Regions from separate parts of the Homo sapiens genome. Here region 2 is linked to region 1. Evidence: chromatin loops called from intact Hi-C (ENCODE). Cell type or tissue: CD4-positive, alpha-beta T cell. All regions are shown on one strand. Links, peaks and the distances in the headings refer to the core of each region. The heading gives the core; the rest is flanking DNA.

Region 1 (15,438 bases), core at 4,056-12,055:
CCTTTAATTAGGTCATGTTTTTCTGTTTCTTTATGTGCTTTGTGATATGTCATAGTTGAAAATTGGACATTTGGCTGGGCATGGTGGCTCATGCCTATAATCCCAGCACTTTGGGAGGCCGAGGTGGGCGGATCACCTGAGGTCAGGAGTTCAAGACCAGCCTGGCCCACATGGTGAAACTCTGTCTCTACTAAAAAATACAAAAAGAATTAGTCGGGCTTGGTGGTGGGTGCCTGCAGTCCCAACTACTTGGAGGCTGAGGTGGAGAATTGCTTAAACCCAGGAGGCAGAGCTTGCAGTGAGCCGAGATCGCACCACTGCACTCCAGCCTGGGAGACAGACCGAGAGTCTGTCTCAAAAAAAAAAAAAAAAAAAAAGAAAAAGAAAACTGGACATTTGAAAAATAGACACATCTCCTATTTTTGCAGACTGGCTCTGTGCAGGGCAGTCCTTCGCCCATTAGCTGGACTTCCTCTGAGCCTAGGGACATCCATACATGAAAATTTAAGGTCTTCTTAGGTCTTTTCTGAGTATGCATCTTTCCTGGGCCTGAAAGTGGCCTTCTCAACTCTCCCATATACATGGCTTCCATTGAATGTCTTAATTTTCCAAAAAGTCTGACCCTTGATTCCCCTCTGGGTCTTAGATGGTCTATTGCATATTTCCACCTGTAATCTTTATCCCAGGCATCAGGTCTGTAGTCTCCCTGTAGCTTTGACAAGCAGAAAGCTGACATTTTTTCCACCTGAAATCTGAGTTAGGAGAAATAGAAGTCAATCCTTCAAGCAGCACCCAGAGAGGTTAGAACATTGCAAATAAAATATTCTCTTCTGCAGGTTGGGGTGAGGGGACTGGTAACTGGGCTGTCATCTCTCCCAGGCCAAGACCATGATACACGAGAAGGGAGATGGGAATTTGGGCAAAGCCAAGTGAAAGTAACACAACATTTCTTACCATTTGAAGGTGGCTTTTTCCTGATTCAGAATGTGTTTGTTTGCTAAAAACTTTGACTATTTTCCGGAGTTTCTATAAGGTTAGTAGAGCCAGTTTCTGTTTCCTTCTTTGGTGTTTTTGGCGTTTCCAGAGCTTGGAGCTTCCTAGTCTGACATTTTGTTAATGTCACTCTTGTTGATTAGTCCTTTCATTGAACCTTTTAATGTGTTCTTCACATTCATTGATAATAGGACAAAGACCATTCATTCTTCAATGCCATTATTTTTCACCCACATTCTAAAGACAGTTTCTATGATACCACCAAAAACTTATTGTTAAACGCAACGTAATAACACAGAAAAATCTTGGAGTTTAGAGTTCATCAGGACTTCATTGGAATTCTGGTCCACAATGTATTCGTTTTTGGATCTTGGACAACCATCTTAAGCTCTGCAAGTCTTAGGGTAGTGAGTTTATCCCATTACCTTCACCTGTAATATAATCACATTACAATTTTGATTTAAACTCAAGCTTAGACCAAAAGCTAGGTTTTCTGTGACTTCTCCCCTGATTAACTCACAAGCCATCTCTCCCTTATTCAAATGGCTTATCTTATGAAAATCCCATAAGCGCTTTTATGCCTCCTTTGAATTAGTATAGTATTTCTTGTTTGTATCACTTATATGTCAGTTGCCACTTTGTAACTAGAAATAATTTCTTCTATTTGTTCATGTCTTGGCACTTTCTTAAGAATGTGTTCCTCTGGAAGAAAAGTCATGTCTATCTGCTAATTAATCTATTGTATATTTATTGACTGTTTCCTAGACATTGTGTTAGGTTCTGTTTATAGATGATAGTGAAATATAATTCCTCCTCAGAAAGTCACAGTCTTTTTGGGAAAATAGATAAATCAAGCAGCCTATGTATCAAATAGTTTTGCATTTCCCACAGATAAAGTGATTAATAGGTACAATAAATTCATGTATCATAAGTAAATATATAAATGCTTATTTGGTATTAAAATCCAGTTAACCACTTTTCTATTTTGAAATAGAAATTTTCTATTTTCTCCTTGGTTTGCTCCTTGCCATCTGGTATAAACTTCAGATAGCAAGAAGCAAACCTCAAGAGGTTCAGAACTTTAGTTCTGAGAAGTATCTAGAAGTTCAGGTGATTACTTGGCATTTATACAACTTGCTTTACATGAAAATACAGCTGTAAATCTCACAAGGTTAGGTGATCTTTTAAGAATTTCAATATGTTCTGCTATTTGTTGGAAGACCTGTAAGAATAGCCCACCTTTAAAATGCAATTTAATATACAACAGGCTATGTGTTAGCTAAATGAGCTCAAGAAATGAAGGAAATATGTTTTAGTTCCATCTATTTTGGACCCCCAGTCGAACCATCCACTTCTGCTCTATCTCTGCCATTTTATCTTCTATAAAATGGAGGAAGCTCTAAAGACATAGTTAAAGAGATGCTACACAGCTTCATATGTAATTGTCTTTATTTGTTTTAGAATACCAATGACATATAAACAACTACTACAATACCAATGACATAAAAACGACTACTACGAAGAATCAAGTATTTTTTGAGTCAAGTAGGACTCTGTCAAAACAAAGAGAAGTAAAGGGACCCCAAAATGACTATGACTTTCTCAAGGGGACACAATTATTTTTTGATAGATCTGGAACAAGAACCTAGATATCCTCAATCCCACTTTATTGTTCTTTCATTGGGTTCTGAACACAGATAAATAAACAGAAAATAAAATTCTTGTCTTCTACATAACTGGTGCAGGTCCTGGCAAGATTGAAATTGGAATACTGAGTATTAAGAAGTAATTGAAAAATTGTGAAAGCTAAATGATACATACCAGGTACATAGGAATGTGTAGCACCTGAAGATGATTCTATAGGTGAGCAGAACTGGTAATTCAATGTGTGTGTGTACTGTAGTTTACAACAGGATAGTTAAATTTCATTTTCTGATACCTTGAAGGCTCCTCCCAAACATACAACACTAAATAAATATTTAAACTAGATCACATTTAGTTCTGCATGCTTATATACATCAATAAATAATTTGTTTTAGTTACCTTGATTTTTAATTTATACTTGGTTATTTCCAAACACAAAACAGAGGCTGGACATAGGTATATGGGAGGCTGCAGAGATAAAATAAGCTCACTTTATTCACTGCCAAAAGTAAGATCCTAACAACCTCTACATACCTGAATGTGTTCAGACCAACTATCTTCATTTTACAGGCAAGCCTTCTGGAAAAATCAAGCTGAAGAAATCTTAATTGCCCAATGTCCCTTATCTGTTTCAATAAGTATAATTATATAATATCAGAATTCTTCTGAGTGACAGAGAAAGGCAGCCTGGCTGAACATCCCCATGGCCATAATGCAGATATGATGGTCTCCAGCTATTTTAGAAAGACTGGAGCCTACTATTCCCATTACTTATCTTAATAGAGAATAACATTTAATATTCTCTATGTTTTGTGCTGGATAAATCTTTTTCCCTTTATTAAAATGAATGACCCATAACTGAGTCTGTAGTTTGTACATTGTTGGAAGCTGAATAAATCTCTGTGGGTTACCAGAATCTTATTAATAAGTCACAGCTTTCTAGGGAGGATCTGCTCAAAAACTCAAAGTTTAGTTTTACATTTATAACTAAATTATGATACAACCTTGAGCAAGTTAAGCTCATCTGTAAATGAAGAATACTGATACTTGCTACTTCAAAGGGCTCTTGTAAAGCGTTCAATAAATTAATAGAGGTGTATACACATGCATATATTTTAATACTTACACATACTTTAAAAGAACCCTACATAATCCACTACAAAAATTTTGTGATGTGTCTCCCTAAACTAGTTCCCAACTACCCTGTTAAAATTATTTAAATGAACAAAAATCTATATATTAAGATACACATCAGAGAACTCCAAATACTGCTTCTCACAGTACCCTGTCCCAGCCATGCTGCCTTCCTCTTCACACAAATCTTCAATTCAGAAACCCTAGGGATTAATTCACTAATCAACCCACACCTTAATTCATTCAAGAAAATTATTGATACCCTACTAAATGTCAGGTACTGGTTTACAGGTATATTCAAGGAATATTAGCGAAAAAGAAAAAGTAAATATTCCTACCTTCTATTTGGGTGGGGGGGAGTAAACAAATGAATATGCAAATACATAAACATAAGTGTACACATGTAAATTAAATTTAAATAAATAGGTAAAATAAACAGTATATCAGATATGTCCTAGAAAGAAATATAATGCAGGGAAGGGAGTTGAAGAGTGTCAGTTGGTGTGGGGGTTGCAATGTGAAATTATGTGGAAGGTGAAATTTAAGAAGAAACATAATGGGATCCTAGGAAACAATGATGTGTATGTCTGGAAAATGAGTGTTAGAAAAGAAATGGTAAAGAAAACAGTCAGATGGGACAGCCATGGGCAAAAGTGTTCATATAGTATTCAGGTAACAGAAAGGATGATGTCACTGTGTAGGGGAAAGAGGGATCAGAGTGGAAAGAAGGAAATGAAGTCAGAAAGGAAATGGAGAGCTCAGATTGCTAGGGTTTTGGAAGCATTTTGAGTACTTTGGCTTTTGCTTTGAGTAAGCCATTGAAGAGGCTTGGGTGATATTATCTGACTTACGTTTCAACAGGATCTCTCTTGGAGATCATTTTGATTAGAGACTGTAGGAAATTAAGGACAAGATTGGGGAGACCAGGCTGGGCACGTTGGCTCACACCTGTAATCCCAGCACTTTGGGAGCCCAAGGTGGGTGGATCATTGAGGTCAGGAGTTGGAACCAGCCTGGCCAAGATGGTGAAGCCCCATCTCTACTAAAAATACAAAAATTAGCTGGGCATGGTGGCAGGTGCCTGTAATCCCAGCTACTCAGGAGGCTGAGGCAGGAGAATCGAATCCAGGAGGCGAAGGTTGCAGTAAGCCGAGATCGCGCCACTGCACTCTAGCCTGGATGACAGAGCAAGACTCCATCTCAAAAAAGAAAAAAAAAAAAAAAGATTGGTTGATTCAAACAAGCGATTTACTCAAAGATGTGCCTTCTACTCAGTAAAGACATAGATCAGGGGTTAGCCAAAAATGACCCACAGATCATTTTGTATGTCCTGTGAGCGAATAATGATGATTACATTTTAAAAGTGTTCCTGAAGAATAAAAGGGAGGAGGTAAAAGAGGAGGAGGAAGAGGAGCTAAAGAAACTGCATTTGGCCCACAAAGACTTAAATATTTAAAACCTAGAAAATGTTTGCCAAAACCTGAAATAAAGCATCTGACTTTTCTTGAGGAAGTAGGTCCTCAATAAAATTGGAAAGAGGAATACATGAGTAAATTAGTTGCTGAAAATATTGTGAAGTAATAGATATCGAGAAATATCTATGGCTTCATCCCCACCCTCAAAAACAATGCCATTCATTTCCATTGAGCTAATGAAAAATGCAGTTTGGTTTTCAAAACAGTTAACCAAAAAACACGGTCTTACATAAAAAAAATCATAAAATTTATATAGCAACAAAAAAGCATTTTCACAGAAATTAAAATTTTACAAAGCATTTCTATATCGATTATGTAATTTAATCTTCCAATCAACTCCATGGGATAGGTACTATTTCCCCATACAGAAATTACCATATCCTAAATCCTTAGTGATTGATTCCTCAAGAAAAATTAAAGTCTTGAATGCTACATCTGTTAATACTAAGGGTAGTTTTCTCCTATGGGAAGGTTGGCTTCTAGAATGAACAGGAACTTTCAGTTCAAGGTGACAGACCAGGAACACATATTTACTTTGTGTTCCTCCTGAAATTGTACTTAAATAAAAGTATACAAATACCAAAATGTAGTAGACCAACGAAAGCCAAGAGATTGTGGAAGTCATCAACCACAGAAAGGTGTTGATACATTTCTGAAAAGCAAAAAGTTAACTGGAGAGGAAATAGATGAAACAACCAAGGAAAGGCTACTCTAAGAAGTAGCAGCACAAAGTCTGTCTGTCCTTGCTGAGCCCTGGTTACAGTAAAGGGCGGAAGAGTGTGGACAAATGTGAATCTGAAAGAGCCAATTCTTCTAAATCAATCCTGTGTGGCTAACTGGGCGTAAATTTAAAATACAGCCCAGCAGCCATTTGCTGACTAGAGTTTATACCTGCACTGGCCAATTGGAACTAAGCCAATGTCTTTCTTTCTCTTTTTCTTTTTTTTTTTTTTTTTTTTTTTTTTTGAGACAGAGTCTCACTCTGTCACCCAGGCTGGAGTGCATTGGCATGATCTTGGCTCACTGCAACCTCTGCCGCCTCACCCAGTGAAGTAGCTGGGATTACAGGTGTGCACCACCACACCCAGCCAATTTATTTATTTATTTATTTATTTTTGTAGTTTTAGTAGAGACAGGGTTTCACTGTGTTGCCCCGGCTGGTCTCAAACTCCTGATCTCAAGTGATCCATTCACCTGGGCTTCCCAAACTGCTGGGATTACAGATGTGAGCCACCACAGTGGGCCAGAACTAAGCCAGTTTCAAACCTTCATTTGCCTAAAGAAACTTATGTGGGAACCTGGACAGCGAACTTTTGCTATAAAACCCAAGTCTTCCCTTTGTTTTCTGGAATGCACCTTTGTTTTGCAACAGAGGATGCAAACAGTTCACTGGAATAAAGTCTCTTTCCTCCACATTCCTTTTTCAGATAACTTTTCTTCACGAGAGAGGAGACTGAAATTATTTTAGGGAAAAAAGTTCATTTAATGAGGTTCATGAGTCAATAAAGTCCAAAGGATTCAGTGTGTCCTCACATTAACTCTGTATGACTTACAGTGGGTTGTTGGTGAAAGTGTTCAACTATAGGGTGCTAGGTATGGTTTATTGTCACTACCACAATTCTATACAAAGCTAGCCACCCAGAGATTCATTTGATATGACTGGAGATTGGTGCTTTAAAAAATTATTAAATTACAAGTAATCTCACCTGGCAACTATAAATTGTTGCTATTATCACAGTATTTATATAATTATTAAATTAAATTTTTGGAAAATATTTTGCCTTGACAAATTTCATCTCAACATGTTTGCGTCTGCCAAGTCAAAAGATCTCAGAATAATCAGTTGCCATCTAATGTTATTTTGCCTCACAAACACAAGGAAGATTTTATATTCAAAAAAAGCATCTATTCCCATTTGACAAGAAAAATAAAGAGGTGGATTTTTCTGGAATACCCTTGTCCAAATTTCCTTTTATTGTCCTGAAGCCCCAATATTCATTATTTGTTTAATGCATTTTTCCTGTTTGGGGGAAAATGCTGTAATTTATTGTTTTCAAATAAGCCTGACATTTGATTTTGTTTCAGAGTTCTTGTAGGAAATCTTTGTCCAAAACTTGTACCAGATTGTTCTTTTTGTTTAAACAAATAAAATCAAGAGATTATTTTTTATTAAACTCTCCTCAAATGATATCAAGAGATTACAGTTAAATGCCATAATTGTAAACAATTTCTCGGTTCCCTGAGAGGTTAGGAAGGACTTATAATATGTCTCCTCTTTTTAAACAGAATTTGGGTCTGAGCAAAACTTTGTGTCCTAGAAACATAAGCTTTGTTGGGTATGGAAGCCCACATTTACTCTGACATAGTATAAAATATATGAACAGGGGGATAAAAAGGATTTTGTAGTATGTTAACTAGGTTTGATGTTATTTTAAATCGATTTTTAAACTAAAAAATACATTAAAATATTTTTACTGATCTCTGATTCTTGGTTCTGAACCTTCCACATGTCCTATGTCTGGCACACAACATTAGCCCAAAGAGAGCAAAGCAGTCCAGTTAAATAAACCAAAGAAACAAGATTAAAACTAGATAAGGTCATGTGTAGGATTTTCCAAATCTTTCTTGTCATGCTGAAACTTCCAGCTCTTAAAACAGTAACACATATTTCCTTTGTCCTAAAAACCAATATTAAGTCTCCTTCCTTGGGCATAAGAATATGGATAGTTATACTTAGGTGACAGTAATGTGTGGTAAAGAGTGGGCCTTGCTGGCATGCGGACAATGACCAAATTGTATTGATCATATTTTAATCGAATACATTGCTCCACTACTGACTTGCAAATACATGATGAATTTGCTTTCTAACATATTCCAAGAAGGCCAGAGAACTGGCTTATCCATTTGGATTAATCCACTGGTGAATTTCTTTCGGGATAGGCCAAAATGGATCTGGACTATAATCTTTACATATTTAGATCCTTCAAACTAGACCAAAAAGGAAATCTGGGCTGCAAGGCTCAATTAGAAGAACAGTGTGGGATGCTGCTTTGCTGACTATTGGGGGTCGCTGCCCCATGTCTTCAGAGGAGACTGGAGCCCAGTGCCTGCCATGACCAACTTATGAGGTGAAGTAAGGGCTTCCCCCTAGGAACGCATGTGCTTAATACAGATGTGCTGTGTGCTAGGTACCCTAAGGACTACAGGAAATAATGAGAATACATGATGTGTCCATAACAAGGAGGCACACAGGCCACGGCACCAGCTCTGGAATCACACAGCCCAGGTTCGAAGCCTGGCTAGGCCACTGTCATATCAATGACCCAAGGAGCAAGCAGCCTAAGGCTTAAATGTTGTTGCTGTTGTTTGTTGTGGTTTTTTGTTTTTGTTTTTGTTTGAGACAAGAGTTTTGCTCTGTTCCCCCAGGCTGGAGTGCAGTGAGGTGATCTCAGCTCACTGCAACCTCCACCTCCCGCTTTCAAGCGATTCTCCTGCCTCAGCCTCCCTAGTAGCTGGGATTACAAGTGCGTGCCACCACGCTCAGTTAATTTTTGTATTTTTAGTAGAGATGGGGTTTCACCATGGTGGTCAGGCTGGTCTCGAACTCCTGACCTCAGGTGATCCACCCGCCTTGGCCTCCCAAAGTGCTGGGATTAAAGGCGTGAGCCACCGCGCCCAGCCTTAAATGTTGTTTAAAACAAATTTGTGAAAAGAAGTGAAGAGGCCCTGCCTGCCAGGAAGAGATGTGGTAGGGCGTAGCATCTAGTCAGGACAAGGCACCACGTCCCCTCCTCGGAAACCCTCACGGCCTGGCTGGTGACCCTGGCGCCACAGAGACGGCACACCTGGCTCCAGGCAGCACAGAGCACTGCCAAGGTCCTAGAGGAGGCTGGCAGGATATAGGTTGTCCTGTGCTTAACTTGAAGCAGATGTGCCCTCTGTGAACCGGGGAATGGGGACGGCCGACACAGGGCCACTGCGTGCAACAGCGCCGGGCCAGGGCTAAGGAACAGGCAGAGCCGGCGCCCAGGTGACAAGAGCTCTGGCGATGGGCCCGCAGGCCCCAGCAGTTCCCTCATAGAGGCCACGCGGTGCAACACCTGCCACCGGCAGCGGGGCTTCCGGGGGTCCTGGGGCAGCTGGGGCCGACGGGGCGTCGCCCTTTGCCCTCTGACCCCTGCCTTTTGCGCCCCCGCTGGCGCTCCCTGGTTCTGTGAGGAACCTCGCGGCGGCGTCGCAGGCGTAGAGCCAGTCAGTTTGTGCTTGGTCGCCAGAGGAGGCGGTGGCTGAGGAGAGTTGAGTCCACTGCTGACCCTGTTTTACGGTAGGAGGCACGGCTAGCTCTAAATGGGCAATTTACTTAGTAAATTTAGACCCGGGTGCCGCCGCCGGCCCCTGCCAGGGCCAGGGCGTGGCGCCCCCGCTCCCCTGTCCCGGGACGCCTCCCCGCCCGGTCGGGCTCACTCTGTACCCACCCCGCGCCCTTTCCGCGGCCTGTTCCGCCGGAACGCCCGTCGCAGGCCTTCAGCAGCCAGCATCTTCGTCGCCCCTAAGAGGCCGTGTCCTCTCCCTCGGGCTGCGGCCGCCCCTCTGGGGGTCCTGCCGGCTGTGGGTTGGGGGCTGGCCATCAGGAAGACACCCATGCTGCCTGCTCGGAACCCCCCGAGGTTTGGACACCCCAGTTCCGTAAGGATCCCTCCTCCCAGCCGCATGTTCACTCTCCTGCTGCCTTCACCACGTGAGCCGGCGGTCAAGGCCAGGAAGCCCATCCCAGCCACTCTCCTGGAGGAGACCGAGGTGTGGGCCCAAGAAGGGCCCAGAAGAGTGAAGAAGGATGAGGATCCGGTGCAGATCGAAGGGGAGGATGACGAGAAAAGGACCCCCCTTAGCAGCGGAGAAGCATCGTCCACATCCAGGTCCCAGGGCACCCAGGGAGACGTGGCCTCCTTCAGATGCAGCCCTGGGCCTCTGGAGGGAAATGTCTACCACAAGTTCTCAGAAAACAGCATGAGTGAGAAGGCCCAGGCGTCTCCAGCGAGCTCCTGCTTGGAAGGCCCTGCCATGCCCAGCACACACAGCCAGGCCGGATGTGCCCGGCATCTTGGAAAGCCTGATCCGGATGCAACAGCGCCCCCTGAGCCAGCCGTTGGCTGCTCCCTGCTGCAGCAGAAGTTGGCTGCGGAAGTGCTGAATGAAGAGCCACCGCCCAGCTCCCTAGGCTTGCCGATTCCGCTGATGTCCGGAAAGAGGATGCCTGATGAGAAGCCTTTCTGTATTCCTCCAAGGAGCGCTGCTCCTCCCAGAGCTGCCCGCAACAGGCCCTGCAAAAGGAAAATGTCGATTCCATTGCTGCTGCCGCTGCCCCCTTCACTGCCATTGCTGTGGGATCGAGGTGAGCTTCCCCCACCTGCTAAGCTCCCCTGCCTGTCTGTTGAGGGAGACCTACACACCTTGGAGAAGAGCCCTGAGTATAAAAGGAATAGCAGAATCTTGGAGGATAAAACAGAGACCATGACAAACAGCAGCATCACCCAGCCTGCCCCTTCTTTCTCCCAACCTGTGCAGACCACAGACTCCCTGCCCCTGACCACTTACACTTCCCAGGTCTCAGCTCCTTTGCCCATCCCTGACTTGGCTGACCTGGCTACTGGACCCCTCATCCTGCCTATCCCTCCACTTTCCACCACACCAAAAATGGATGAGAAAATAGCATTCACAATCCCTAACTCTCCTCTGGCTCTTCCTGCTGACCTTGTTCCCATTTTGGGTGATCAGTCTAATGAGAAAGGAGGCTCTTATAATTCAGTCGTAGGAGCAGCGCCTCTCACTTCTGACCCCCCAACACCTCCTAGCTCCACACCCTCCTTCAAGCCTCCCGTCACAAGGGAGTCCCCAATATCTATGTGTGTGGATTCCCCTCCTCCTCTTTCCTTCCTGACTCTTCTTCCAGTCCCTTCCACCGGGACCTCAGTTATCACCAGCAAGCCTATGAATTCCACGTCAGTCATTTCCACTGTCACAACAAACGCATCTGCCCACCTAACCTCACAGACTGCGGTAGACCCTGAAGTAGTTAATATGGATACTACTGCCCCATCTCAGGTTGTTATTTTCACATCTTCCCTAAGCTCCAGAGTGAGCTCTCTCCCAAATTCCCAAATACATTGCAGTGCAGAGCAGAGGCACCCGGGAAAGACATCAGTCTACACATCCCCACTTCCATTTATATTCCACAATACCACCCCAAGTTTTAACCAACTCTTTGGAAAAGAAGCCACCCCTCAGCCCAAATTTGAGGCTCCTGATGGGCAGCCGCAGAAAGCTTCTCTCCCCAGTGCCTGTGTTTTCCTGAGCCTTCCCATCATTCCTCCTCCAGACACCTCCACTTTAGTGAACAGTGCCTCTACAGCATCATCATCCAAACCTCCCATTGAAACCAATGCTATGCATACCACTCCTCCTTCCAAGGCTGTCATCTTGCAGTCTGCCTCTGTCTCCAAGAAGTACCTCCCATTTTACCTGGGGCTTCCTGGTTCTGGGAACACACAACCCAGCGGCAACACTGCCTCAGTCCAAGGCTCCACCAGTTTGCCTGCACAGTCAGTCAGGGCACCAGCTACAGCTTCCAACCATCCTTTAAATCCAGGAGCCACCCCTCAACCCAAATTTGGGGCCCCTGATGGGCCGCAGCAGAAAACCTCTCTCCCCAGTGCCCATGATTTCCTGAGCCTTCCTATCATGGTTCCTCCAGACACCTCCACTTTAGTGAGCAGTGCCTCTGCAGCATCGTTATCCAAGCCTGCCATTGACACCAGTGACATGAATACCACCCCTCCTTCCAAAACTGTCATCTTGCAGTCTACCTTTGTCTCCAGGAAGGAGGAGTACATCCGATTTTATATGGGGCTTCCTGGTTCTGGGAACACACTACACAGTGACAGCATTGCCTCAGCCCAAGTCTCCACCAGTTTTCCTGCACAGGCAGATAGGAGACCAACCACAACTTCCAGCCATCCTTTAAATACAGGATCCATCTCTCATTCCACACTTGGGGCCACTGATGGGCAGCAGAAGTCTGACAGTTCTTTTATTCTGGGGAATCCAGCAACCCCAGCACCAGTTATAGGCTTAACATCTCCTTCAGTCCAGCCACTGAGTGGCAGCATAATTCCACCAGGTTTTGCAGAGTTAACATCACCATATACTGCATTGGGCACACCTGTTAATGCTGAGCCAGTCGAGGGTCACAATGCAAGTGCTTTCCCCAATGGCACAGCAAAGACTTCTGGATTTAGAATTGCCACTGGGATGCCTGGCACTGGAGACAGTACCTTACTGGTTGGAAATACTATTCCAGGCCCACAAGTGATTATGGGACCTGGAACCCCTATGGATGGTGGGAGCATTGGGTTCAGCATGTCTGCCCCAGGCCCCAGTTCCACATCAGGAGAACTCAACATTGGACAAGGACAGAGTGGGACACCCAGCACCACTTCTGTTTTCCCATTTGGTCAGGCAGCCTGGGACCCAACTGGCCACAGCATGGCTGCTGCACCACAAGGGGCTAGCAACATTCCTGTATTTGGATATACTTCTGCTGCCGCCTACATTCCTGGTTTAGACCCACCTACCCAGAATTCATGCAGTGGTATGGGAGGGGATGGCACCAGATCCATAGTTGGAGGCCCTTGTGTTCCTGCTTTTCAACAGTGCATCCTGCAGCACACATGGACAGAGAGAAAATTCTACACTTCAAGCACCCACTACTATGGACAAGAAACATATGTTAGGAGACATGTCTGTTTCCAACTTCCGTAAGAGCACCTGTGGTTCACCTGATCACACCACATCAGTTGTGGTTGTAAATACCAGCATTATCCTTTTGTATGGTCATGCTTCTAGTTTCATCTTCATGCCAAGCACCTGCCATGTACCTCTCCAGAACTCAGGTTGTGCACCAGGAGGGGACAACAACATCCCTGTGCTCCCTTTCTCTGTCAGTACACATGGGTCCCACCTGGACAAAACACAGGTGGTGCATCTGCAGTGAATGGCAACATATCTTTAATTAGAGGCCCTTGTGTATCCACCTACCAACAAAGTACCTAGGGCCCACCTGGACAAAACACAGATGGTACCTCTTCCAGGAGTGTCAACATTCATTTGATAGAAGGCCCTCATGTGCCCATGTATCAGCAAAGCACCTGGGGCCCACCTGGACAAAGCACAAACCATGCAATGAGGGACAGCAACACAACGGCTGTGACTGGTTGTACTTTTGGTCCCCCATTTACACAAAGCACCTGAGGCCCACCTGGCTAAATGCAGGTGGTGCAATAGGAGATAGCCCCAGATATTTGTAGGGAGAAACCTCTAGTCTCCCTTTCAGTAAAAATACTATGGACCTGCCCAACCAAGGTGCTCCTTTTGACTTTAGAGGAACCAGCATTGTTTTTGTTTTGGTTTGTTTGTTTGTTTGTTTGTTTGTTTGTTTGTTTTTGAGACGGAGCCTTAGCCCAGGCTGGAGTGTAGTAGCACAATCTCGGCTCACTGCAACCTCCACCTCCTGGGTTCAAGCAATTCTCCTGTCTTAGCCTCCTGAGTAGCTGGGACTACAGGCATATGCCACCACACCTGGCTATTTTTTATAATTTTAGCAGAGACAGAGTTCCACCTTATTGGCCAGGCTGGTCTCAAACTCCTGACCTCAGGTGATCCACCCACCTCGGCCTCCCAAAGTGCTAGGATGACAGGTGTGAGCCACCATGCCCAGCCTAGAGGAGCCAGCATTGTTAGTTAAATACTTGTGTTTGGATGGTCCTGGTCAGAGCACCTGTGCCTGTGATGGAAAGCAGCCACTAGTGACACTTGTACCTGCCAAGGCCTTCATAGGAGCCACCAACTCATTTTTTACTCCTATCAATGGTCTTAAGAAATAAGCACTCTCCCTGCACATACAGTTCTCATAAATTGACATTGTTCCAGGAGGAATGGGCTCAGTTCCCTCAAGGTTAAACTTAACCTGCTCTCTTCCTACAGAAGCTGGAGGCCCAAAACCACAGACAGAGAGAGAGAGAGTGTGTGTGTTTGTGTGTGTGTGTGTGTGTTTATTGGTGAGTGTGGAGCAGATGAGCCCAGTCAGAACCGCACTGTATTTTAGTGGTCTTCTGCACTGTGGAGGGTAGAGGAAACCTGGCTTGACTGTTAACTTGGCTGACCCTACCTCTGGGCCAGTTCTCTCTAGTCATGGACAGAAAGGCAAAATTCCCGACTTTGTGGACCCTATATTCTAGTTGAAGGGGAGAAAAGAAGCAAAAACATGGAAATTATCTGGTAAATTAGCCAGTAACGAATGCTATGAAAAATAAAGAAGTACATGGAGGATTGAGATTGTAGATAGAAGCAGGTGTTTCAGTTTACACTGTGAACAAGCCTCACTGGGAAGGTAAATTTAAACGAAGCCTAGAGAGAAGCAGTTGAGCCAGATATATGAGCAAAGACCTTTCCAGATAATAGGAGTGGTCATTGCAGAGGCTCAAAGGAAGGATCCCTGGTGTCCTCATGGAGCAGTTAGTAAGGAAATGTGGCTGGAATGGAGTCAGCAAGTGGGAGGGAGGGATAGAGAAGAGGACAGAGGAGAGATGTGAGTGGAATTCCTTCCTCCACTTTTTACTAATTGTGTAATAACAGTTGACTCAAACTTCAAAAGTCTCAATGAAATCAGTACTTTTACTATGGCCTGTTTATCTCATAAGATTTTTGAAAGGATAAAATGAAATAATATGGAGAAATGACTTATAAGCTTTTGTTGTAATTTGTTATATACATAGGGATGGATAGACGGATGGATAGATTAGATGATAGATAGATAGATAGATAGATGATAACGTTATGGACTGAATGTTTGTGTACCCCCAAAAATTGATATTTTGAAGCCTAACTTCCAGTGTGATGGTATTAGGAGGTGAGGCTTTGGGGAGGTGATTAGGTTTAGATGAAGTCATGAAAATGAAACCCCCATGATGGGATTTGCGCCTTTATGAGAAGAAATACCAGTGCTTTCTCTAATTGCCATGTGAAGGTATACCAACAAGGTAACAGTCTGTAAGCCAGGAAAAGAGTCCTCACAAGAAACAGAATTTGTCTTTATCTTGGACTTCCTAACCTTTAGAATTGTAGAAAATAATTGAAT
Region 2 (15,438 bases), core at 4,286-12,285, 58 kb before region 1:
CCCGCTGGAGATGGCTCTAATGGTACACAAAGGCACGGCCCCTATTCCTGAAAACACTTGGCACTTAGATGGATGTAGCCAGGGTAACCATTGTGTATGTATGGCAGTAACTGTGCAATTGCAGACAAATACTGTTGGGTTTGAGATGGGAATGCAGCAAAGCAGTCAATGGGGAAAACTCTGAGCTGCACAGTTGGCTTGTACTCATGAGCCATGGCTGACTGTTCTCTGTAGAGATAGTTGGGCAGTATTAAAGGGTCTTATGACTTCGCTTGCTGAATAGGCCCTGGGTGAATAGCATGGACTTTAAAAAAACCCGTGTGGGGAGCTGCTATGTGGAAAGACATTTGGGAAAGGTTACAAGAACCCACTGCAAGCCTAATTGTGTATCATATTTTAGGAAACTAGTCAGATTCATTCCCAGGTAATGTGAAAGCTGATACCCTAGCAAAAATTAGAACACTATATCTCAATCTTCTGAGCTAGCTGGTTGGGTACATAAACACAATGGACATCACAGTGCATGAGTGGGCTGGCAAATAGCAAAGGGAAGGGACTTGCCCCTATGCTATGCAGATTTAGTGGCAATGGTAACAAATGGCTTAGTTTGCTCCTGCCTGCACCCCCACCGCCTCCCACATACACCTGGACATCTACATTAGACAGCCACTCCTGTGAGGGACTGGGAGATAGACTAAGTTGGACCACTGCCAGTAAGCTTGGGACAGAAATATCTGTAGATACTTCCACATGATTGTTGCAGGCCTTTCCTTGCAAAAGTACAAAATTGACAAACTGGATTGTTTGCTTCATCCTTTGGTTTCTCGGCTCCTTCAGCATTTGGGGGCTTCTTTGCATATATGTCCCTTTCGTGGAACAGAACTCTAAAACAATGCTGTTCATGCTTATGTCTCTAAGGTCCTTGTGCATCTTAGAAAACCCCCCACACCATTCCCTGTGTTATTAGTATATTCTAAATGAATTTCATTCAACTTCATGCCTCCTGATTTTATTTCTCTGCTTTCCGGAGTCTAGGAAAATTTCTTTGTAAGCAGCAATAGTGAACAGGGCAGGAGTCTACAGATATCCCTGTGTGACTCCTGCGCAAGTGCAGAGGACCTATTAGGTGAGATCCTCCTCCTTCAGACTATGCCCACCAAGGGTGATGGAGGAGAAGGCAGAGCTGAATCCATAGCCTCACTGTGGGTCTGCAGGCCCAACTGCTTTCTTCCTTCCTTCTAAGGTTATTTAAGGATTTCCATTCCTTTGTATAAAAATTGAGGCCATTTAACAATCATTCTGCTTTCTGATCAATGACAAGCTTCTACTTCAGACAATTCCTTGAAATATTTGTTCTTAGTTCTAGGTTTTGCATGCAAATACCTTTAATATTTCTGTAAAAATTAATTTAAAAAAAAAACTGTGGAAACATTATCCACAGCCACATTTCTACTTTTGTATTGTGTGTTAATGCCTTTAATCTTGTGTCTAATGATTCATTCATAATTATATTACGAAATATATTTTCAACTATTTTCATCTTTTCATGCAGCATGCTTTTCTAAATTGAATGAGAATACTACTCTTTTAGTAAAGAAAGATTTTACACATTCTCTGTTTTAGTCTTTTCAGAAATTTTCTCTGAACTGCCTCTAGTTGTAAAAGAGAGGAATGGAGTTTTCTGGGAATGATGAGACAAAAGTTGCTCAGAATCTCATGCTTACAGAGCTCTGTATGTCTCTGTTATGGGTGTAGTTTGTTCTAATTGTGAAAGACACAGACAGCATTGATTCCTGTAGACAGTACACTGAGGTTCCTTTCTGGAACACAAAGCCCAGCCATTTTGTTAACATGAAAGTATGAACAAGTGTGTCCATGGCACAGGCCAGAGCATGAGAAGAGGGCTGTGGGTTTGAAGGACTACTGGGATGAGTTGTGTGAGAAGTCAGGAGCAGGAAGGGCAGACCATGGAAGGACTGGGCAGGGAGGGAGGGAAGGTCAATAAATGAGACAGGAGTAGCTCCTCCAAGAATGCATTCTGTGTGGAGTAATTTTAAATGTCTGGATCTATTTTCTTAAAATGTTACTCTAGCCCACTTGGTCTTTCTGTTAGGATGAAAATCAGAACAATTGAGGATGGTCACTGCCCTCTGGGGATGTCCCTGAGAATTACCAGGGTTGGTTTGTCTCAAGAGGGAAAAGGGAGGAGATAGGCAGGGACTTTTAGGCTGGCCGACTTGCAGTGTCATGGACTTGGATGCTTCTGTTTGCCTGCCTTTCTCTGTCATTCTAACCCCCCACTTCACACCAAGTACAGATTCCTGTCAGGTATAGAGGACCATTTACATATGTGATTCCATCTTACAAAAAGACTCCATCTTTTATTTCAAAAGACATATCATGCCAGAAAGAACCAGATGTTCACCTAATCAATAGAGACTACAGCCAACCAAATAAAGGCACAACCCTTTACTATAGGTCCACACAAGAGGAATCAAGGACCATTTTTAAAAAGCAGGACTTAATCATCTGGACATGGTTGTTTCCATATACACAATCTTGCTTCCACTCATGATCAGCATCTAACATCTGCCAACAAAGCCTCTGCTCAAATCAAGTCTTCTTACTTTCAAGACATTGAAGACCTTCTGGATTAGTGCAGGACACTCTTCTTGTTCATGTCACTATTCTTGAATGGATTTGTTAACCCCTTTTTCTATCTTCTTTTCTTTTGATGTTGTGTCATTTTATGTGGGATTTTTCATCTATTACACCTATTTATTGATTTAGTATACTACTATGTATGGGTTGCAATACTGACTGACTTCTGGATTGGCTTGAGACTTCATGGCTCTGACTATGGAATTAATAGATAATAGTAAGGAGATTTGCCTCCTTAGGAACTCCATGTAGCTTGTGGCTTTTACAATTGGAACAGCATCAATGAATATCTGACCTTGTGGAAAGACACAAATGTTCATGGACCAGCTTATGTCTGACCTTGTGCCACTCACAACAATTGACATAGTCAGCAACTGTTTTCCACAGTTAGACAAATTCCCAAAACTAAAATAAACTGGCATTTATAATCAGATACCTATGATTGGCCACATTAAGGAGATTTCTAAAGCCAGGACTCTCATAAAACCTTAATTAGAAATCGAGTCAGTTGGCCAAAGAAACTACCACACTGTCTAAAAAGAGATATAATCTCACTTAGTCTTGAAAGCCTGGCTCCCCAAGGAAAACCTTAGGTGATGGGATGGAACCCACCCATGTCATGCAAATACAAAATCTGACAGGGTCTTGGCTGATGCTAAGCTAGGAAGCTGGTGGAGCCCAAGGGCTCATACTGAGCAGGAACTTATCAATAGAGGTTGGCAAAACAAATTTTTTACTTGGTTGAAAGAAAGGAAAGTTAATTATTGCATAACCTCCACGTATGAGGTTGGTTAAGGTGATAAAGTAAAGTATTTATTATTAAGAAACTATATAAATTTGCAACTAATATTGCATAATATGGGCTCTAGGACAGAAATCGAGCAGGCATGCCAGAGGACTCATAGGCCAAACACAGTTCTCAGCATTGAAGACCCTAAGTGCCCAATAGTTTTGGAAGCCAGGAAAACTCTTACTGTACAAACCCCTGAGGATCTATGGTCAGTCATGAGAAAGCCTAAAAATGTAAAACTTTTGATTAGCAATACCCCAAGGGAAGAAATTCCTGAACTGTTCATGTAAACATCTCGTGTATTGACAGGAATCACCAGAAGGGCAAAGAGATAGCTCATATAATTTTAAGGAAAGTAAATTCTTCTCATATATCACATTTAATGGTGAATCCCTGGGATCAAAGCACCCACATCCAGAGGACTCAGTAGATTATGGTGGTTCCTGGTGAGATTATGTGGCAAGGCCCATAACAACTAGAAAAAGAATCACAGATTGTAACCATGGAAATCACAGACCACAGTATATCAGTGAGAACAAAGAATACACCAGAGAAGAATTCCAAAAATAAGAACCGATTCTTGCCAAAGACAAACCACAGATGCAGACTGGCCAGTCCATCTATGGAATAATGGACCAAACACTGTAGTACTGTCCGGCACAGAAATGCATCAGATCACTACACTAGCAGAAAACCCATCTCTAAAGATGAAAAATCACCCAAGGCATGCCCTGTCTCTCTGGTAGTGAATCACATTAGCCTGGAGATCCATCCAACCATATTTAGACCCAACAATATTTGGAGATGGGCTCAAATGCAATGATTTGATATGAGGCACACAGAAATACAAGAAAATTCGCCATTTTTGGCTACCAATACACATCAATTGGTATGTGATAGATACAACGAATATGCCACCCATTTGAAATTGTAGCTTCAAGTGAAGAGATCACTTCTGAGTACCACCTAACCTGAAAGTCTCCTAAATTAACAGTCTCAGCACTGAGAACCATAAAAGATAGACTAGAAATGTTCAAATTTTAGCAGATTCTTCAGGAACCCCTAAGGTAATATTTATAGCAAACTTAATAAAAGCACCAAGAAATAAACCCAGGAAGGGACTGAAATTCTTTTTATTCAATACAAAAGTCTCAAAACTCATTAAAAATTGACCTACCTTACCTTTGCAAAATAAACCAAGGCAGACAAATTTGCAAGCCAGACAAAATAATTCACAGCATAAACAAAATAATTGGCAACCAAGGACACAAGGAAACAGGGCCATTTAAGGCCCAGCCCAGATGCCAAAATAATGAGTAAAGATCTTCCAAACATCTAGCCAGGTGCGGTGTCTCATGCCTGCAATCACAACACTTTGGGAGGCTGAGGCAGGCAGATCACCTGAGGTCAGGAGTTCAAAACCAGCCTGGCCAACATGGCGAAGCCCCGTCCCTACTAAAAATACAAAAATTAGCTAGGCATGGTGGCATGCGCCTGTAATCCCAGCTACTCAGGAGGCTGAGGTGGGAGAATCGCTTGAACCTGGGAGGTGGAGGTTGCAGTGAGCCAAAATGGCACCATTGCAATTCAGCCTGGAGGACAAGAGAGAAATGCCATCAAAAAAAAAAAAAAAAAAAAAAAAACAACCTTCCAATCGTCCAAGTCTGAACCAACAAATTTAAAAAACAGAAACAACAAAAGACAAAATTAAACAACTAGAAATCCCTCCAAGTACGGGCTAAAACGCTCAAACCTAAGGATAACAGAACAGATATACAATAGCTATACAAATAAATATGCACATATATACACATTTCTTTTAGACACCAAATTTCAAATAAGCCTTATTAGATACAATGCAGCACACTCTGACACAAACGTCCATATAAAGTACTTTGAGGAAACAACCAAAAAACCGGAGGCTCCTAAATTTCTGCTTCTATACAATCTATTACCTAAACTTATTGCTTGCACTTTATACTGTTCACCAAAATTAGAAAACACAATGGGAATGCATCGGATTCCAAAACTTTTTAACCTATGGCAGCCTATTAAGAAACTAAAGGAGGCTGGACGCAGTGGCTCACGCCTGTAATCCCAACACTTTGGAAGGCTGAGGCAGGCTGATCATGAGGTCAGGAGATCGAGACCATCCTGGCTAGCACAGTGAAACCCTGTCTCTACTAAAAATACAAAAAATTAGCCGGGCGTGGTGGTGGGCACCTGTAGTCCCAGCTACTTGGGAGGCTGAGGCAGGAGAATGGCATGAACCTGGGAGGCAGAGCTGGCAGTGAGCCGAGATCACGCCACTGCACTCCAGCCTGGGCAACAGAGTGAGACTCCGTCTCAAAAAAAAAAAAAAAAAAAGAAACTAAAGGAGTGAAAATTCTCTAACCTATCACAGACTAAAATGAAACCTCTAACACTGTCTACAACCCACCAGGCTACATATACTAAACAATACCCATTAAAGGGAGGATATAAAAAATAACAGCAAAATTCTGGAAATCCTCAAAGAACATATTATTACAATGGGCATTTCAAATTACTTTTCCATTATGGCCTGTTCTGAAATCACGGTAGCTATTGACTAGAAAAATTTAAATAAAGTCTCAACTAAAATGACAGGAAATTACCAGATGTCGAAGAAGTCATTAATAAGATCACTGAGTACAATGGAAACTACTATGTAACCATAAATATTTCAGACATGCTCTTTGTCATGCCAATAGACAAGGAAAGCCAGGAATATACCACTTTCACCTATGAAGGCAAACAATACCAATTTAAAAGCTCAATGCAAGGATATTTAAATAGCTCACTCCATTTTATCATTACATATAAACCAATTAAAATACAGATCACTAATAATATAATACATAGATTACATTACAATGCTGAAACAATGACCAGCAGAATCTTAAACAGGAAACATGACAATTAGTAACACACTTAAGATCACTGAGATGGACTATTCATATAGAGAAAACCATAGGCCCAGACACTAATCGTAAATTTTTAAGAGTACAATGGTTGTCAGAAGGGAGAAAAATAATGACCACAATGATAAAAGCCCTTAGGGCACCAATAAACAGGAAGCACAAAGAATAATAGGTGTTTATTTGGTAATTGGAGACAACATATATCTTCTTGAAACATCATCCTAAAACCAATATATAAGATAACTAGAAAATCCCAAAATTTCCCCTAGAGACAAGAACAAGCATAAGCACTTGAATCACTCAAAGACTACATTACCACATCCCAAGCTCTGCATTGTGCATCTTCTGATTCACAACTTGGTTGGAATTCTAATGAGTGATGAATGTAGAACACGGTCCATGGTCACCATGTAAAAAGAAACCAAGTTCTAAAACCTTCCTACCAGTGGGATTTTGGACAATAAAATTCCCATACTCTAAGAACAAATTCAGCCTATTTGGAAAATACATATGGCTTAGGCATGAAGCCTTAAGAAACGGAGCCTCTGACTGGCAACAACATTACAATTAGATGCCACATGCCTCTCCTTCACTGGATAAAATTGATCAACATTGCTTACATAGAAATGGTAAATCCAAGGTGGAGACACTGTCTTTAAGGGTCAACCAGGTCTCCTTACAGAGGAGACTGTCAAGACTGAAATAGGCTTGCCAGAATGTATTCCAAGCACAGGGACAATCCATGCCAATCTAGGAAAATTGGGCCTAGTCTTGTCTAAATGTCTTGCCCAACACCTGGTTTACAGACTGATCAGCCTCTGTGACCCAAGGCCCGACCCAATGGAAAAAGCAGCACTCAGACCCCAGGACTACACAATCCTGAAGGAGGCAGGTCAATTACTCTCTGCAAAGCATGCAGAACTGATTGCAGGTATTCTAGCAGTCAGACACTCGGTATCAGAAAATCAAAATAAAATTTACATTTTTGCAGACTCATGACAGTTCCAAATGGCATAATCCGGTGGTTACAAACATGGAAAGAAAATAATGTAAAAAATAATTATAAAAGTATATGGTCCAAATTTTATTGGGAGGAACTATGTGAATTATGAAACAGAATTATGATATTCTTATATTGGTGCAGCAAAAAGATAATTCAGAAACCACAAAATCATATAACCATGTAGATGCATTATCAGAAATCATAACCATTAACACACAAAACATACCCCAATTAAAGCTACACAAAAAATCAGAAAACTCATGATATTCAGTAGTACATCTTCAACTCAAAAGAAAATGAGAAAAGAATGGGAAATACCACAAGTACCAAACAATTATAATTAAATAGGGAGATGACTTTAAAGTTAAACAGACAACAAAAGCAGCTGACACCCCATAAACACAACTATAACTACATAAGGAAAAAAGAGATTAGGTGCATGCTCAGTGTACAGGTGGGCATGAGAAACTGAAAGCAAGATGGCACCAAAATTCAAAAGGCCAAAGGTAATTGTGAGCAGTGTAAAGCTGATCTAAAGTAGAGCTATTCTACATCCATAGATAGGTACGAACCTAGCACCTTCAACTTGTGCTTCCAGATAGATTTTATAGGATCATTAAATTATCCCAGCCATAAAAATATGCAGTAACAATGGTTGATACATATGCAGAGATTAACCTAATAATAGTGGTTAGCCATCCATATGCCAAATATACCATCTCAGCCTTAGAATATATGATAGCTCACTGTGGAATCCTAAAATAATTGAAAGTGATAAGGGAACTCATTTTGCATGAAGAATTGCACAGGCATTGGCAGATAAATGGGATATAGAATGGACTTTTCACCTACTCTATAATCCCATAGCAGCAGGATATATAGAGAGATTTAACTGACTACTATAAAAATAATTTAAAACTTTGGATAAAATGATTGCATTTCAACAGCCTGTTAGCCTGACACATTTTAATTTAAATCAACAAGAAAGTCAATAAGAACAACTTCCACTCTAAATTTAATCAGATAACTTTAAGCCTCTTAAAGGATAAGGAAGAAAATGACACAAACGTTATACCTTACAAAGTGAGCACTAGACTTAATGACACCACTGTCTCCCATGAGGACATGGTGGCCAATGGACATGCAAATACTTATTGGACTGCAGGAAAAGAGGAGAGCTGCAATTAAACACAATCACCAAACTGATTCCAAATTGTTGCTAGACCTAGATTTGTTGCCACACTTTCTGCAAAATGGGTACTACAATGCTTTTTTCTAGTCATTGGTATTAATATAATTGAAACAGTATTCAATTTAATCTGACTTTACTTGCCACTAACCTAATACGTTCACATCACGATTGCAAGAACAGCACCAAAAGGATGGTGATAAAGCATTCATGAGAATTTGCCCCCATGATCGAATCACCTCCGAGCAGGCCCCACCTCCAACATTGGGGATTATAATTTGACATGAGATTTGTTGTTGACACACATCAAAACCATATCATTCCACTCCTGGACCCCCAGTCTCATGTTTTCACTTTGCAAAATACAATTTTGCCTTCCTAACATTCCTGCAAAGTCTTAACTCATTCCAGCATTAACTCCAAAGTCCAAAGTTCAAAGTCTCCTCTGGGACAAGGCTAGTCCCTTTCACCTATGATCCTGTAAAATCAAAAATGATTTAGGCCGGGCATAGTGGCTCATGTCTCTAATCCCAGCACTTTGGGAGGCCAAGGTGGGCAGATCACTTGAGGTCAGGGGTTTGAGACTAGCCTGGTCAACATAGTGAAACCCTGTCTCTACCAAAAAAAAAAAAAAAATTAGCCAGGCATGGTGGCACACACCTGTAATCCCAGCTACTCAGGAGGCTGAGACATGAGAGTTGCTTGAACCCAGGAGGCAGAGGTTGCAGTGAACAAAGATCGTGCCACTGCACTCCAGCCTGGGCAGACAGAGTGAGACTGTGTCAAAAAACAAACAAACAAACAAAAAAACCTAGCTAGTTACTTCCAAGATACAGTAGAACTATAGGCATTTGGTAAACATTCCTGTTCCAAAAGGGAGAAATCAGCCAAAAGAAAGAGGGTATAGGCCCCATGAAAGTCTGCAACCCAGCAGGGTAGTCATTAAATCTTAAAGCTCCAAAATAATATCCTTTGACTCCAGGTCCCATATCCAAGGCACACTGATACAAGGGATGAGCTCCCAAGGCCTTTCACAGCCATGCCCCTATGGCTTTGCAAGGTTTAGCCCCTGTGGCTGCTCTCGTGGACTGGTGTTGAGTGCCTGTGGCTTTTCCAGGCACAACGTGCAAGCTTCAGTGGGCCTACCATTTCAGATTCGGGAGGACTGTGGCCCCCTTCTCACGATTCCACTAGGCAGGGACTCTGCATGTGGACTCCAACTCAACATATTGTGTCTGCACCCCCCTAGTGGTGGTTCTCCATGAGGGTTCTGCCCCTGCAGTAATCTTCTGCCTGGACACCCAGACTTTTCCATACATTCCATACATCCTCTGAAACCTAGGTGGAGGCTGCCAAGCCTCAGCTCTTGCACTCTGTGTGCCTGCAGGCTTAGCACCATGTGGAAGCCACCAAGGCTTATAGCTCACACCCTGTGAAGCAGTGGCCTGAACTGGACCTAGACCCATTTAAACCATGGCTAGAGCTGAAACAGCTGGGATGCAGGGAGCAGTAACAAGAGGTTGCAAAGGGCAGCAGGACCTTGGACCTGGCCCATGAAACCATTCTATCCTCCTAGGCATCCAAGCCTGTGATGGGAGGGGCTGCCACAAAGGTCTCTAAAATGTGTTCAAGGCCTTCTTGCAATTGTCTTGGCTATTAGCACATAGCTCCTTTTTACTTATGTAAATTTCTGCAGCCTTCTTGAATTCCTCCCCTGAAAATGGGCTTTACTTTTCTACCGTATGAGTAGGCCGCAAATTTTCCAAACTTTTACACTCTGCTTCCCCTTTAAATATAAATTCCAACATTAGGTCATTTTTTGCTCACACACATAGGCACAGGCTGTTAGAAGCAGGCAGGTCTCATGTTGAATGCTTTGCTACTTAGAAATGTATTCCACCAGATACATTAAATCGTCATTCTTAAGTTCAAAGTTTCACAGATCCCTAGGGCTGGGACACAATGTGGCCAGGTTCTTTGCTGAGGCATAAAAAAAGTGATTTTTGCTTCAGTTCCCAATAAGTTATTCATTTCCACCTGAGACCTCATTAGCCTGGCCATCTCTGTTCATATGACTATCAGCATTTGGGTCACAATCATTCAAGTCTCTAAGAAGTTTCCAATTTTCCCTTATTTTTCTGTATTCTTCTGAGTCCTCTAAAGTCTTCCAACCTTTGCCCATTACCCAGTTCCAAAGCTGTTTCCATATTTTCAGGTATTTTTATGGCAATGTCCCACTCCCCAGTAACAATTTTTATATTAGTTCATTCTCACATTGATATAAAGAGGCTGGGTAATTTATAAAGAAGAGAGGTTTAATTGGCTTATGGTTCAAGTTGTGGCTTCTGCTTTTGGGGAGGCTTCAGGAAGCTTCCAATGATGGCAGAAGGCAAAGGAGGAACAGGCATCATACATGGTCAGAGAAGGACCAAGGGATAGAGAAGGGGAGATGCTCCATATCTCGTGATAACTCACTATCACAAGAACAGCACCAAGGGAATGATGCTAAACCATTCATGAGAAACCACCTCCATGATCTAATCACCTCCAACCATTTCCCATCTCCATCATTGGGGATTACAATTCAACATGACATTTTGCGAGGTTACATATCCAAACTATATCACAATCTTGTTTACTCTTTCCATGAAACAACTTCTAAATTTGTGTGGTTTTTCATATGGTTTTCCACATCCCAACTTCCTTCAGTTCAGCTGTGATTTTGGTTATTTTTTGTCTTGTCCTAGCTGTGGGGTTGGTTGTCCTTGTTTCTCTAGTCCCTCTAAGAGTGATATTAGATTGTTAATTTGAGATATTTCTAACTTTTTGATGTGGGTGTTTGATGTTATAAACTTATCCCTTAATGCTGCTTTATCTGTGTCCCACAGATTCTGGTATGTTGTATATTTGCTGTCATTAGTTTCAAAGAATTTCTTGATTTCTGCCTTAATTTCTTTATTTAACCAAAAATCATTCAGAAGAAGGTTGCTTAATTTCCATGTAACTGTATGGTTTTGAGTAATTTTCTTGGTATTGGTTTCTATTCTGAGAATGTGGTTTGTATAATTTCAGTTTTTTTAATTTGCTGAGGATTGTTTTATCACTGAGTGTATGTTCAATTTTAGGGTATGTGCCATGTGTTCAGAAGAATGTATATTCTGTTGTTTTGGGGTGAAGTGTTCCTTAGATGTTCATTAGATCTATTTGGTTAAGTGTCAACTTCAGGTCATAAATATCTTCATCAGTTTTCCAAGTTGATGGTCTGTCTAATACTGTCAGTGGGGTTTGGAATTCTGTGGCTATTATTTTGTGATTATCAAAGTGTATTCTAGGTCTCTAAGAACTCATTTTATGAATCTGCGTGCTTCAGTGTTAGGTGCATATATATTTGTCATAGTTAGATCTTCTTGTTAAATGGAACCCTTTACCCTTTCTTTGTCTTTTTATCTTTATTTTTTTAGTCTTTTTTTTTTTTTGCCTGAAATTAGAATAGTAACCTCTGCTTTTTTCTATTTTCCATTTGCTTGGTAGATTTTTCTTCATCCCTTTACTTTGAGCCTGAGTGTGGTCTCTTGAAGTGGGTCTCTTGAAGCCAACATACAGTTGAGTCTTGCTTCTGTACTGAACCTGCCACTCTGTACTTTTTAATTAGGGAATTTAGCCTGTTCACATTCAAGATTAATATTGATATGTATAGATTTAATCCTGTGATTGTGTTACCTGGTTATTATGCAGACTTTTTTGTATGGTTACTTTATAGTGTTAATGCTTTATGTACTTAAGTGTGTTTCTGTAGTGACTGGTAATGGCCTTGCCATATTTAGCACTCCCATCGGGTCTCTTGTAAGGCAGGTCTGGTGGTAATGAATTACCTTAGCATTTGCTTGTCTGAAAATAATCTCATTTCTCCTTCACTCATGAAGCTTAGTTTGATCGGATGTGAAATTCCTGGTTGAAATTCTTTTCTTTAAGAATGCTAAATATACATCCTGCCCCACCCCCTCACCCCCACTTCCTGCAGTCTCTTCAGGCTTGTAAGGTTTCTGCTGAAAGGTCCACTGTTAGTGTGATAATGTTCCCTTTTGTGGGTAACCTACACCTTCTCTCTAGTTGCCTTTAACATTGTTTCTTTCATTTCAACTTTGGAGAATCTGTTGACTAAGTGTCTTAGGGATGGTCGTCTTGTGTAGTATCTGACTGAATTTCTCTGAATTTCCTGAATTTGAATGTTGATATCTCTAACGAGTTTGGGAAAAGTTTCTTGGATAATATCCTAGAATGTTTTCCAAGTGGCATTCTTTCACTCCTTCTCTTTCAGGGACACCAATAAGCCATAATTTGGTCTCTATACATAATCTCATATTTCTTGGAGGTTTTGTATATTATTCTTTCACCTTTTTAAAAATTTTCATCTGAGGTATTTCAGAGAACCAGTCTTTGAGCTCTGAGATTATTTATTTTTATTTTTTGAGATGGAGTTTCGCTCTGTCACCCAGGCTGGAGGGCAGTGATGTGATCTCGGCTCACTGCAAGTTCTGCCTCCCAGGTTCACACCATTCTCCTGCCTCAACCTCCTGAGTAGCTGGCACTACAGGCGCCTGCCACCATGCCTGGCTAATTTTTTGTATTTTTAGCAGAGACAGGGTTTCACTGTGTTAGTCAGGATGGTCTCGATCTCCTGGCCTCGTGATACACCCACCTTGGCCTCCCAAAGTGCTGGGATTACAGGCATGAGCCACCACGCCCAGCCTCTGAGATTCTTTTCTATGCTTGGTTGATTCTCCTGTTAATAGTGGCCATTATATTCTGAAATTCTTGAAGTGATTTTTTTCAGCTCTATCAAATGAGTTTTGTTATGTCTTAAAATGCCAATTTTGTCTTTTATCTTTTGTATCATTTTATTTTATACCTTGGAAACCTTGGATTGGGTTTTGACTTTCTTCTGAATATTGATTATCTTTGTTCCTATCCATGTTCTGAATTCTATTTCTGTCATTTCAGCCATTTCAACCTGGTTAAGAACCATTATTTGGGAAGTGGGCTGATGTTCCTTCAGTCTTTGTAATTATTGTCCTTTGGATGAGTTATTTTGCTTTTATCTTCTTTGATGCCCCTGGGGATTTGATTGTGGTATATGGTGGGGTAAGTCAATTGGCTTTATTTCTGGAAGATTTTAGGCTGAGTTCAGTACTCCTGGGATGTGTGCTCTAACTCTGTGAGGCTGATATCCAGCCTCCAGCTTTGTTCTCTGTCCTGTCAAAGTTAGGAACCTGCTGCACTGGAAGGGCAAGATATTTACGAACAACTGGCCAGAACACTCCAATGGGTGGTGCTGGCTAAAGCACTCTATCAGGGTGGCGATGGTAGAATCCATGCTTATTTGCACATGTCAGCAGCAGTGGCAGCACACTGAAGAGCACATGCCTCAGCTGGGATAGGGCACTGGTGGTTGCTGGACTGCTGGCCCCCATGGGTACATTCACACCAGCAATGGCAACACAGTCAGGGGAGGCAGGGGGTGTACTCATGCCAGCAGCAGTGGCCCAGAGAGGTGCATGTGCACACACGGGCAGGTGGAGGAGAGAAGGTGAGGTCTGCCCACATGCACACATGTGCTGGCAAAGTGGTAGCAAGGTGACTGTGGGCAAGTGCATGCCAGTAAAGTGGCATGGGGGAGGCTGTAGTCAGCCTTGGGTGTGGGTGGACTGGGTGTATGTCAACAGGGAACACTCTGCTGGAGCTCCCTGACAGTCTAGCACAGGCTGCAGTGAAGCAGGTATGATGTGGGCCCCTGGGAGGCAGCTTAGTTAGGGATGTGAGGCTGCACTACAAGCGAGTGCAGCCAAGCTGGGGCTCTAGGAGAAACCAGCAGATAGGGGTCACTGAGATTGGAATAGCCCCATCTCACAGGCAAGATCACCCTGCTGTGTTCAAGTCCAACAGTTGACCTAAGACTGAAGTCTCCTAGGGGAGCACGGTGAGCCTTGGGTAATGGGCATCCCTTCTTGTGCTCCGCTACAGACATTCCAGCAACAAACCCTCTGGGCTCTACACAGGCTGGAGTCCTACCCTTATTACCTCTCTAAACAGCTCTTCCTGCAAGCTCAAGTGTCCTTGGTGGTCATGGGTTGCTGCCAGGATTCCAGATGGCCGTAGTAAGAGTAGATCACTCCTTGCCTGTTCAACTCACCCCTTCCTCAGAAATCACTGGGGGCCAGGAATGAGGCCCAGTGTACAGTTGCCTTGTACAGGGTTCCCAGCTATATTAAGTGGAATTGTTTTTTGAGGTTCATTTTTCAGCTGATTTGCAGTATAATAGAATGCATTTGTTTTTTATTGACCTTGTATGCTACAACATTACTGAATTTTATGTTCTAATCTTATATTAGTGGATTCCTTAGGATTTTGTATATACTAGATCATTTTACTGGCACATAGAGACAGTTTGATTTCTTTTATTTAGTTTTTGATATGGAGTTTTGCTCTGTTGCCCAGGCTGGAGTGCAGTGGCACGATCTCAGCTCACTGCAACCTCCACCTCCTAGGTTCAAGTGATTTTCCTGCCTCAGCCTCCCGAGTAGCTGGGGTTATAGGCGCCCACTACCATGCCTGGCTAACTTTTGTATTCTTTTAGTAGAGACGGGATTTCACCATGCCAGTCTGGTCTGGAACTTCCAACCTCAGGTGATCCACCTGCCTTGGCTTCCCAAAGTGCTGGGATTACAGGCACGAGCAACCGCACCCAGCCTGATTCATTTAATTCTGATAGTGTTATATTTAGTTTTCTAGCGTAACTTATTGACTATATCCTCAATTACAATTTATAATAGAATGGTGGTAATGGATAACCTTT

Evidence for each region. Peaks named below come from ENCODE experiments on the same cell type or tissue, not always from the same donor. Only the 100,000 strongest peaks of a DNase experiment are listed, where the experiment ranks them.
Region 2: it touches region 1 in a loop (5-fold over the local background); 3 of 110 quality-filtered maps call a loop at or near these places.

Annotation. Positions count from the first base shown.
Region 1 is chr15:24,666,275-24,681,712 of GRCh38, forward strand. NPAP1 (nuclear pore associated protein 1) reads left to right here and starts at 9,501. Exons shown (of 1, transcript NM_018958.3): 1 at 9,501-15,438. The coding sequence starts at 9,594. The coding sequence ends at 13,064. In CD4-positive, alpha-beta T cell, for the core only: no CTCF peak of the experiment used is centred there; no DNase peak of the experiment used is centred there.
Region 2 is chr15:24,607,711-24,623,148 of GRCh38, forward strand. No RefSeq gene overlaps it. Among named protein-coding and RNA genes, the nearest start is that of PWRN1, 57 kb to the left of the region's middle. In CD4-positive, alpha-beta T cell, for the core only: no CTCF peak of the experiment used is centred there; no DNase peak of the experiment used is centred there.